Linked DNA regions of Homo sapiens: all the other regions are linked to region 1. Evidence: chromatin contacts called from ENCODE Hi-C or POLR2A ChIA-PET data. All regions are on one chromosome and are shown on one strand. Each heading gives the region's core, a stretch centred on a gene start or an enhancer-like site at or near the end of the contact. The rest is flanking DNA. Distances are from core to core; before and after follow the strand shown.

Evidence for each region. A loop is a pair of places that touch in the nucleus more often than their neighbours do. ChIA-PET counts read pairs that join two places held with the same protein, here RNA polymerase II (POLR2A). Pooled maps may share reads with other maps.
Region 2: a loop to region 1 is called in a pooled map, with 13 times the contacts of the local background. The contact joins two enhancer-like sites. A Hi-C loop is called at or near these places in 1 of 37 single-sample maps with no recorded cell type and 8 of 50 pooled maps. POLR2A ChIA-PET finds 5 or more read pairs at or near these places in 2 of 52 experiments (MCF 10A and activated naive CD4-positive, alpha-beta T cell).
Region 3: a loop to region 1 is called in a map of PC-3, with 2.2 times the contacts of the local background. The contact joins two enhancer-like sites. A Hi-C loop is called at or near these places in 1 of 168 maps with a recorded cell type or tissue (PC-3) and 6 of 50 pooled maps. POLR2A ChIA-PET finds 5 or more read pairs at or near these places in 1 of 52 experiments (MCF 10A).

The regions. Positions count from the first base shown.
Region 1 is chr6:6,855,036-6,858,598 of GRCh38, reverse strand. No RefSeq gene overlaps it. Among named protein-coding and RNA genes, the nearest start is that of LINC03055, 29 kb to the left of the region's middle. RefSeq lists an enhancer at 744-1,943. Within about 2 kb of position 1,863, at least 21 of the 41 ENCODE cell types and tissues checked have a DNase peak (open chromatin) inside an H3K27ac peak, as active enhancers do; they include PC-3, where a contact is called at or near this core.
Region 2 is chr6:7,072,252-7,075,814 of GRCh38, reverse strand. No RefSeq gene overlaps it. Among named protein-coding and RNA genes, the nearest start is that of RREB1, 34 kb to the left of the region's middle. RefSeq lists an enhancer at 1,916-2,155. Within about 2 kb of position 1,879, at least 5 of the 41 ENCODE cell types and tissues checked have a DNase peak (open chromatin) inside an H3K27ac peak, as active enhancers do.
Region 3 is chr6:6,723,450-6,727,012 of GRCh38, reverse strand. All of the region lies in intron 2 of LOC101928004 (a long non-coding RNA gene), which reads left to right. LOC101928047 (a long non-coding RNA gene) reads right to left here. Exons shown (of 6, transcript XR_001743949.2): 5 at 1,713-2,232. Among named protein-coding and RNA genes, the nearest start is that of LY86-AS1, 100 kb to the right of the region's middle. RefSeq lists enhancers at 2,161-2,220, 1,537-2,230. Within about 2 kb of position 2,026, at least 29 of the 41 ENCODE cell types and tissues checked have a DNase peak (open chromatin) inside an H3K27ac peak, as active enhancers do; they include PC-3, where a contact is called at or near this core.

The DNA of each region.
Region 1 (3,563 bases), core at 614-3,113:
ACTTGAGTTGTGCTGATTATAAATACTTAAATTCCACGACGTATTTTAATTTTCAATGTGCACGATGTCCAGCAAGGAGAATTCTGTCCAACATTTTTTTCCCTGTCCAACACCTAAAGGCTATTCATACCAAGTCAGGCCGTAACTCCACAACTGCATTTCAGCATATCTCCTGTTTACCTTGTACAGTAGTATAGTAATCTGAAATAATTTATACTAGGTGCTTATCTATTATACTTTATACATAAAAAACAAAGACAATTTAGAGAAATAACTTACTACATATTTTGAACGAAACGCCCTGGGATGTGGTGGGGTAGAACAACAAAAATAAAAGAGAAATTTTTAAATCTGAAGGGAATTTTATCCTGAAATATAGATTTTTAGATAGATTCGAAGCAAAGAGGATAATGTGTCATGCTATCTTTTTTCTTTTGTCACAGCTATTTTTAATCTTGATTGGTTCAGAAGTTGAGGCATCCTGAAATTCTACTGGGTCCAGTCATAGCTGCATATACAATATACACCCTTCCCTTTGTTGGCTGTATGGGCATCTTTTTTCATTTCTTGATCTTTTCTCTAGTTGTTGCTTACAACACATCATAGTCAGACGATCAAGATTTATCCTCTCGGAATTTCTCTTAATAGTTCAACTGCTGGAGTCAGACAATTGAGTTCAAGTCTCACTTGCAAGCTCTGTGACCTTGAGCAAGTTCACCAGTCTTTCTAAATCTCATCTGTTAAATAGGCATAATAATGGTGCCAACTCACAGGGCTGGTGAGGATTAAAAGAGATTATTCACATAATGCCCTTAGCCCGGTGTCTGGCACTCAGTAAATTGTGACTGTATTTATCTCTCCTCTGCCAACCTCACCCTGCCTTCATACAGAGCCGTGCCTCCAGGGTGATCGGAAGCCTCAGCACCAGCATCCCCAGCAGCCTGTAAGAAATGCAAGTTTTCCATCCCACCTCGGACCCACACAGTCATCCCTGGGAGATCTATGTGTGGGACAAGTGTCAGAGGCACCCTACACTAGATTCTAGCTTCCTTCCACCTCCGGGTGGTTCTGCACACCAGCTCACACTTTGCTCTCAGGTCCTGCCCCACCTCATTCCTGGGAACAGTCCGGCTGCAGGTGTGGAAAGAGATGGAGGTAGATTCTGGGAAAGGGCTGTTGACTCAGTACTTCTGGATGGACCAAGGGCGTGGAGGGTATTTGGCCCATCCCTGCCTCAAGCACAGCCAGCAGAAAGGGGAACTGAAAGGAATTTCTGAGTATGCCTCAAGGAAGCCAGGGGAATTAAGCAAGCCCTTGGGGGAGGGGAAGGGCCTGAATCCCTGAATAAAGGTGAGGCAAGTCGGCTCTGGGATGCAAGCTTCCCAGTAAGGCTGCAACGGGATGCCCAGCTCCCTGATCAGCAGCTCTCCCTCTCCGTCACTCCACACCCTTCCGCCAGCCCCAGGGGACAGCGGCTGCATGTCCCAGCTGCACTGCCTGCTTTCCTCCACAGCTGTACCGGGAAGACAGTCCAGCCCCCACCCGTCACTCCTCTGACAAACGTTTGCCCTGGTCACCACGTATCTGGGTCATAACCAACAGATCTGCTTATTTGCCTCATATGGAAAGTTGTGAGCTCACTCAGGCCAGGATTTCAGTCATTCCTGCAACCACTATTTACCAAGTACACTGTGGCCAGGCTTCATCTGGGGGCCAGGATACAGCTGAGAACAAGGCAGACGAGGACCACAGCTAGCACCCCTTGTCCCGGCAGACTCATCCCACCAGCGGGGCTCGACTGATCCCCTTGCCTCTGCTCTCCCTCCCTAGGCTCCACCTACTCAGAAGTCCTCGGGCAGCATTTAAGGACACGAATCACCTGACTTCACTGCGGGGAAATCCTCTCACGGCATGACTTCCTGTCACAGTAGAATAGAACCCACGCTCCGACCCATGACCTACAGCTCTCAGCATGCTCACTCTAAGAGCTCTGCCAGCTTACAGCCCTCACGTCCTCATGGTGCCAGCAGCCTCCAAACCTGGTCCTGCGACACAGGATCTCTGTTGGTTCCTCATCCTGGGATGCTTTTCCCAGACCCTCCATGTCTAGCTCCTTCCTCCCATTATCTGACAGCTCTGTGGAATGCAACCCCACCCACCCATCATCACTATCTCCCATTCTGCCTTAGTTTCTTCCTTCGTTCTTCCTTTTCTTTTTGACAAGGTCTTGCTCTGTTGCCCAGGCTGGAGTTCAATAGTGCAATCATGGCTCACTGCAGCCTCAACCTCCTTGATCCTTGATCCTCCCATCTCAGCCTCCCAGGTAGCTGGGACCACAGGTGTAAGCCACCAAACCTGGCTAATTTTTGTTGTTGTTGTTTGCGTTTTTGAGAAAGGGTCTCACTCTGTTGCTCCCTGGGTTCAAGTGATTCTCCCATCTGAGCCTCCCGAGTATCTGGGACTATAGGCACGTGCCACTACGCCCGGCTAATTTTTGTTTTTGTTTTTGCTTTTGTTTTTGTTTGAGACTGAGTCTCACTCTGTTGCCCAGGCTGGAGTGTAGTGGTGCAATCTCCACTCACCGCAACCTCCACCTCCTGGGTTCAAGCGATTCTCCTGCCTCAGTCTCCCAAGTAGCTGGGATTACAGGCGCATGCCACTATGCCCGGCTAATTTTTGTATTTTTAGTAGAGATGGGGTTTTGCCATGTTGGCCAGGCTGGTCTTGAACTCCTGACCTCAGGTGATCCACCCACCTCAGCCTCCCAAAGTGCTAGGATTACAGGCATGAGCCACTGCACCCAGCCAGACTTGCTAATTTTTGTATTTTTTTTGTAGAGACGGAGTTTCACTATGTTGCCCAGGCTGGTCTTGAACTTCTGGGCCAAGTGATCTGCCAAAGTGCTGGGATTACATGTGTGAACCACCATGACTGGCCTGCCTTAGTTTTCTTAGTAGTATTTATCCCTGCCTAAAATTCTCTTCGATGACTATTGTCTTACACATGCATTTGTTTACTGATTTCTCTCCTTCCCTAGAACGTACAAGTTCCATGGAAGCAGAGACTTAGTTGGCTTGTTCACCACTCTATCTCCAATGCCTAGATGGTGGCTGGCACTCATGAGGAGCTCAATAAATATATGTTGAATGAATGGATGGAAAATGGTTGGATTTGGAGTTTATAGAATATCTCACTAAATTCTGGTCCTGAGGTCTTTTTTCTCCCACTCCCTCAGTAGAGGCACAGGCTTTTGAGATGGCCAGCAGGCTGCAAATGTGACTCCTTAGTCTCTAAGATTTGTTAGGGTGTCAATGATGGAAATCTAATGATACTTCCTGGCTCTAGTAGAAGTCCTTCAGGACGTCAGAAAATAGATTTAGGGAAAAGTTGCTATTGAATATTAGCCTGGGAGTAATAAACATTCATTGGTAATTTTCTTACAGTACAGATACTATTTTTTTTTTTTGAGACAGAGTCTCACTCTTGATCAGGCTGGAGTGCAGTGGCATGATCGCGGCTCACTGCAACCTCCGCTTGCTGGGTTCAAGTGATTCTCCTGTGCC
Region 2 (3,563 bases), core at 630-3,129, 220 kb before region 1:
CCTATTTGACGAAAGCAGAAAATCCAGCGGATGAAAGCCAGGGTCCAGAGAGAGATACGCATTGCCTTCATATCACAACCATGAGGCCGAAGCCATATGACCACAGGCAAGTCTCTTCACATCTCTAAGCCTCAGTTTCCTGTTCAATAGATTATTCATAGAATTTAACCCAGTGGGGTTCTTGTGAGAAATTAATGAAAAAAATACACCTAAAACATTTAGCACACAGCCAAGATAACAGATAACAAGATAACAGCTCTCTGGACAGTAATTCTGTCAGCACCGCTCCCCCCAGCCCTAATCCAAGTCCTCTCATTTATGCACAGGCATCTGCTAAGAAGTTTCTAGTTTGTCTGTATAACTTCCTGTACATCCCTCCCTTTTGTGGAATACCTGTCCCAAGCCACGGGGACTCTAAATGCTCAGTAAGAACTTGCTAAAAGAATGAATAATTTATAAGGGACCTAATATAGCACCAAGGCATGATTATGATCCAAGCAGACTCTTTGGGCCCATTTGTGCCAGAGACTCCGTTATTTTGTAATTAACAAATATCGTGAATTTGCTTTGAAGATTGTCAAAGAACATGACAATTCTGCCTCAGGTGTTTGACTCAGGGCAAAGCATTTAAACTCTATGTGCCTCAGTTTCCTTTTCTATAAAGTGGGACTAACAATAGTAGCCTACACATAGGTTTAAATGTGAAGTGCCTGCCTGACACATGGCACTTAATAAGTGTTAGCTATCTTATTTCATTTATTTTATTTATTTATTTATTTATTTATTTATTTATTTTATTCATATAGACATGCGGTTTCACTATGTTGCCCAGGCAGGTCTCAAACTCCTGGGCTCAAGCAAACCTCCTGCCTCAGCCTCCCAAGCAGCTGGGACTAAAGGTGTGCGCCACAGCATCTGGCATTAGATATCTTATTTTAAACCTGGTAAAAAATGTTCCATTAGGCCAGGCGCAGTGGCTTATGCCTGTAATCCCAGCACTTTGGGAGGCTGAGGCAGGTGGATGACCTGAGGTCAGGAGTTCGAGGCCAGGCTGGCCAACATGGTGAAACCCTGTGTCCACTAAAAATATAAAAATTAAGCCTGGCACGGTGGCTCTCACCTGTAATCCTGGCACTTTGGAGGCTGAGGTGGGCAGATCACGAGGTCAAGAGATCGAGACCATCCTGGCCAACATGGTGAAACCTCGTCTCTACTAAAAATACAAATATTAGCTGGGCATGGTGGTGTGCGCCTGTAGTCCCAGCTACTCGGGAGGCTGAAGCAGGAGAATCGCTTGAGCCCAGGAGGCGGATGTTGCAGTGAGCCAAGATCACACCACTGCACTCCAGCCTGGGCAACAGAGTGAGACTTGGTCTCAAAAAAAAAAAAAAATTTAGTGATAATGTAGTGATGGATAAAAATCTGAGCCCATAATACCTTCATCATTGTTAGTAAGTCCTGTTTGACTGTCAGCACCACCAGGGAGTCAGGAGACTCAACTCTCTACCTCCTCCTCTTCCCACTGTCTTATTCCCTTAGTCTAGATCAGGCCCTGGAATCTGCATTTTAAATATCTTCCTTGAGTGAGTTGGACACAGGTCGTCACCAAACTGACACACATATGAACAAAAAAAAAAAAAAAAAAAGAAAAGAAAAGAAAAAATACAGACAAATATAGCCCTGGAACTTAATGAGGGAACTGGGCCAAATCTTGGGTGATTCCCCTCTCCCTCGAAGAGAGGGATTTATGGTTTAGGTAAAAACCATTAAGAACACATTGGTTTTTTTCATTGGTTTCACTTTGAGTTTCTGCCTCCTGCAACCCAAAACACAATCATACAGAGCTTCGCAGCGTGGGTCTGGGCCCTGCGTGAGCAGGGCCACGTGACCGAGACTGCCTGTGCTGAAGAGCTGAAAGCAGAGGAACACACAGGCAAGGGGAACCTACAGATATTTCCCCCTTTACTTTCTTTTCTTTTTTTAAAAAAACTATAATCCCATAGAGACATATGTGACAAGTCTGACAAATGGACAAAGGAATGACGCTTGTTCTCATTTAGAAAAAGCTTGCTGATGCTGGATGTGTGTCAATGCACAAAGCTGTGGCTCGAATAGCCAAGGACATAGCATGTTTTTTTGTTTTTGGTTTTTTTGTTGTTTTTTTAATAGATGAGAGCTTCCTATGTTGCTCAGTCTAGTCTCAAACACCTGACCTCGCCTTCTTATGTGCCAGGACAACAGGCCTGAGTCACCGTGCCTCCTGACATAGCATCTTTCGTACAGGATTTAGGGAAGCATGAGAGCACTGGAAATAAAACCTAAATGGTGGGTGAGCTATAGGTAAACACTGAAATATCATGATCTTATTAAAAAGAAAATAGTGAACCCAAAGAACCTGATATACAAGAGAAAATGAACCAGGCTGCCAAAATCCTCTGTTTCAACAACAGAAGTCAATGGGATACAGTGGTTTAAAATCATGTAAAGTGAGTAAAATGTTCAACCCTGTGAGAACAGAGCAGTAATCGTGATGGGCCATCAGCCAGATAAAAGTGTCCATATTTCTGGTCCCAGGCAGTATCTCTCTCTCTCTCTTTTTGTTTTGTTTTGTTTTGTTTTTTTTTGAGACGGAGTTTGGCTCTTGTCGCCCAGGCTGGATTGCAATGGCACAATCTCGGCTCACTTTAACCTCCACCTCCTGCCTTCAAGCAATTCTCGTGCCTCAGCCTCCTTAGTAGCTGGGATTACAGGTGTCCACCACCACGCCCGGCTCGTTTTTGTATTTTTAGTAGAGATGGGGGTTTCACCACATTGGCCAGGCTGGTCTCGAACTCCTGACCTCAAGTGTTCTGCCCACCTCGGCCTCCCAAAGTCCTGGGATTACAAGCATGAGCCACTGTGCCCAGCCTCCAAGCAGTACCTCATGCAACACAAGTATTTAAGTATTTATCAAAGATGGTCATAATCAGCTCTTAAAACATACTAACTAAACACAACACTGTACACAGAAACACTTAAAAATACCACTTATAAGAGCATCAAAAGTTTTAAGGTATTTTAATATATTTTAAAAGTTATATATATTCCTATATATTATATGATATGTAGGAATATTTACTATACACTAATACATATGTAATATAATATATTCTACGTATGTAGGGAGATGTAGGAATACACACAGTTGCAGCATTTCAGTCAACAATGGACTGCATATATGACAGGGGTCCCATGAGGGATAGTATATACACATTCCTTATAACACCATATTTTCACTGTACCTTTTCTATGTTTACATATGTTTAGAGACACAAATAATTTCTGTTGTGTTACAGTTGCCTACAGTATTCTGTACAATAACATGCTGTACAGGTTTGTAGCCTTGGAGCCATAAGCTACATACCATATAGCCTAGGTGTGTAGTGGGCTATACCATCTAGGTTTGTGTAAGTACACTCTGATGTTCACACAATGACAAAATCACCTAATGATGCATTCCTCAGGATGCCTCCCCTTCGTTAAGTGACACATGACTGGATTGTATATTCTACAGGTCAAGTTTT
Region 3 (3,563 bases), core at 777-3,276, 130 kb after region 1:
TTGAAAAAGTTTGAATATTTGGTGCAATGTTTCCAAAGAGATTCAAACGTTGGATATGTTCTTAAACAAGACGGCAATCATAACCATTTATGGTTGATACTAATGCTAAAACAATAGGAATAACATTAATTGGGCACTTACTATTGATATGTGGTGCTCAGTGTTTTCTGTACATTATCTTATTTAAACCTTTACCGTAACACTGGGGTAGTTACATTACTACCATCTTAGGGGTGAAGAGTGAAGCCTTTTTGGTGAGTGCAAGTAAAAATCTGACAGGTCGAGAGACCTGATAATTGCATTATGGACATTGGAGGGATAGAGTAGAATGGCATGGTTTTTTTCCATTATGGCTGCAAACAAGGGCAGGTGCTTTCTGCACTTTGTATAGGAATGGCACAGCTGCAAGGCAGACAAGAGGGCCCCCAAAGGAATCTAACAGAGCTGTCAACTAGGTGGAATTAGTCTACCAGAAAAGATATTGTATAAATATTCATGCAATATAATTTTTGTCCAGCTTATTAGTTCTTTGGGATAATTTACTAGGAAAATTTCATGAAAACTACCTGTCAGTTTGACTTTGGAATTACTGTACCCATGATTTTTTCTGATGCCTATAGGATTAGAGAGGACTGACTCAGTCCCTCATGATTCCCTGGATCAACAGCCAGTATTACTTCTTACTATTTGACAATTTCAACAGAAAGATTGAGTTGTTTTATATCTTATCCAGCTTTTAAATGGTTGTCAGTGGGAAATGTAGTCCAAATACCTAGCCTAATGCTATTGGAAACTGGAAGCACTATCAGTGAAGTTCCCCATTCAGTTATAGGCGCACTCTATGCTAGACTGAGTGATATTTCTATGGTTAGTACGCCCCCGGGGTTAGAGGCTCCCTGGTCTTTGTCAACTGAAACCGCTGAATTGAACAAGGAAGGAGAAAGAGGAGTTCCAGAGGCAGATCAGATGCTGATGACCAAGAGTACGGAACTTGGCCACTCACGGGGCCTGCCAAGGTCCTAGCACGTAGTGTGCAGAGGGCAGGATCTGAAAATGAAGTGTTTGTGAATGGTGTGCAACAAACAGTAACCACTTCCTAAAGAATAGTCAGGCACAGTGACAGATTGGACAACAGCGAGAAGGGACTGGCTAAGGACTGGCCGCCTGGGTTCCGAGGCCAGAGTGGGGGAAAGGAAATGCAATGAGAAGGGGGATGGGGAGAAGGCAGTGAGAACCCCACCACCCCAGCTCTGGGCTTGTGAGCAGGTGGTGAGACCTCAGGGCTGGGGTTTGGTCACCTGTCACCCCTCACCTCTGCTAGACGCTTCAATCTGCCCAGGCCCTTTGGGGGCAAAGGTCTTCCAATGAGATGGTATCATGAATTCAGGCCTGTCCCGAGGAGCTTGCACGGAGAAATGAATAGTAAGATTACACAAGCCTCCTCCCTCCCTGCCTCTGGTGACCCAGATGGAGGGGGAGGCCCACCGTGCTGCCCCAGGCTTTTTCCAGCACGAAGGAGTTCTTCCTTGGGGTGGAACCCCTTGGTGAATTAGGAAGAGATGTGCGGTGGGAAGAAGAGAATGGTGCAGTGGGAGGAGGGGCAGAGGCCAATCCTGAACGCCCCAGGGGCCCTTTGCAATGCAGAGCGGTCCTGGCAGGGGACGCCCAAGTGGCGCTCGAGTTGGTCCCAGGGAGGGATGCCACGTTCTTACCTCTAGCAAGGCCTGGGTACGAGCTGGGGTTGTGACACGTGTGTGTTCAGAGCCAAGCGGCTGGTCCCTGAATTGGGTCACCTCAGACGGGCAACGGTTGATCTATCCCGATTGCTGAGATGAGATTTCGTCCTTCCTTGTAAAACCCAGCTGTGCCCCCCGGCTTCTGCCAGCACCAAGGCACTCCTTTGTCCTAGCGTTCCAGGAGGCTGAAGAGCTGAGTAACCCAAAGGGCATGGCGCCCAAGCCGCCTCAGCGCGCTGTCTGCGAATGGGCTCTAGGCGCTGGGTCGGGCTGCTGGGCCCGGCTGCTGGGCCCCAGGGGCTCTAAGGGGACAGGATGTGTTGGGACCTTCACTTATCTTCCTAGCACGTGCGGGGGCTGCAGCCCAACTTCCCCAAGAGCGGTGTCTCCCTGGCACAGCTTTGGAGTTGGAGGGATCGCCCCCTCCCCTGCCTGTCTTTCTAACTTGTTTTTCTGCTGACGCTGGAGCCACGGTACTTTTGCTTTTTGAAACACCCTGTAATTGGAAGAAGAAAAAAAAAAGACGAGTCTGCTCAGTGTTATGAGACAGGCACGTGCTGCCCTCTAATGGCTCCTGCCTTGTGGGTTTCCAGGCTCCCCGGGGAAGGGGCGCCCCAGGCCTGCCTTCCTGGAGGGTCTGCGGAGGGTTTCCTTCCTCCGGGTAAGCGGGCCCCTTTCCCTGCAGCCTGCTCAAGCGTCGGGGAAAGATGTCCGAAGACAGGTAGCTTTGTGTGGCTGGCTGTGAGAGGAGAACGGTCCTACATTCCACTCCAGACCAGGAGCGTTTCTTGGAGCCATGTACCCTACCAGCTTAGGAAGGAGTTGCTCATCCTCCCTCGCAGTCCCTCTGTGTCTACAAAGGAAAGCACAGCGCATGGCAAAGGCCGGTCAGCAGGCTCGTGCACGCAAACAGGCTTCCTTTTCCTGTCCTGCTGGCCAGAGGGGATGCGGGGGATGGGGTAAAATGCTGCTGATACCCCCCTCAGACTTTCCACTGGCAGCCTCCGGAACCTACTCAAAAGCCGAACACAAACCTCTTGAAAAAAAACATCAGAGTTAATGTTTGCAGAAACTGAAGACATTGGTTGGACATAGTCCAGTTCTGTTTAGAGGGGAAACTAGGATTTAATCAAGGAACAAAGTTCATAGGTGTGGGAGGAAAACCTGGGAAACGTTCTGTTTTGGTAGCTGGAAAGCTTGTCTCCAGAAGTGAAGGAAAGAAGCTGAAAGAGGAACTTGTATTTTCCTCCAGCGAGCTCAGATCCTGGCAAAGGGAGAGCGTGATGCTGGTGCGAGCTCTGTGGCTCGGTGGGAAACAGTGCAAAAGTTAGTGTTCCCAAGTTTAGAACGTTTTATGTAGTAAGGGTTCTTGGAAAAGTGCAAACAAAGCAGAGTGGTCCTTCTTGAGCTTTTCCTAAGTTGGGAGTTACTGGTCACAGAGCTTAATGAGGCAGTTCCTGTGGGAGCGGCTGCTCGGGGTGGCAGACCACTGCTAAATTCTGCCCCCGGAAGGGTGATGGAGGCAGAAAGTGGAGAAGGCTGGGTTGAAATCTGACTGAATGAGCCTCATTTTCACAGGAGGGTTAGACAAGAAGTCCCTTTCCTGGCTGGCCACTTCTTGTAGAAATGGAGAAGCATTTTTATTTTTTACCTTATTTAGATCTTCAGTTACAAAAGGCTGTCATTAGGAAATGAGTCTTTCCCCATCCCTTCCCTGCTCAACTGTAGAGGATGAAAGTTTTTTTTTTTCCTTCTCTCTTTTCTGATAATCCTGAGCAAATTCTGAAGAAACACAATTTTTTTTTTTAAAGTGTTCTCTCTTTCAAC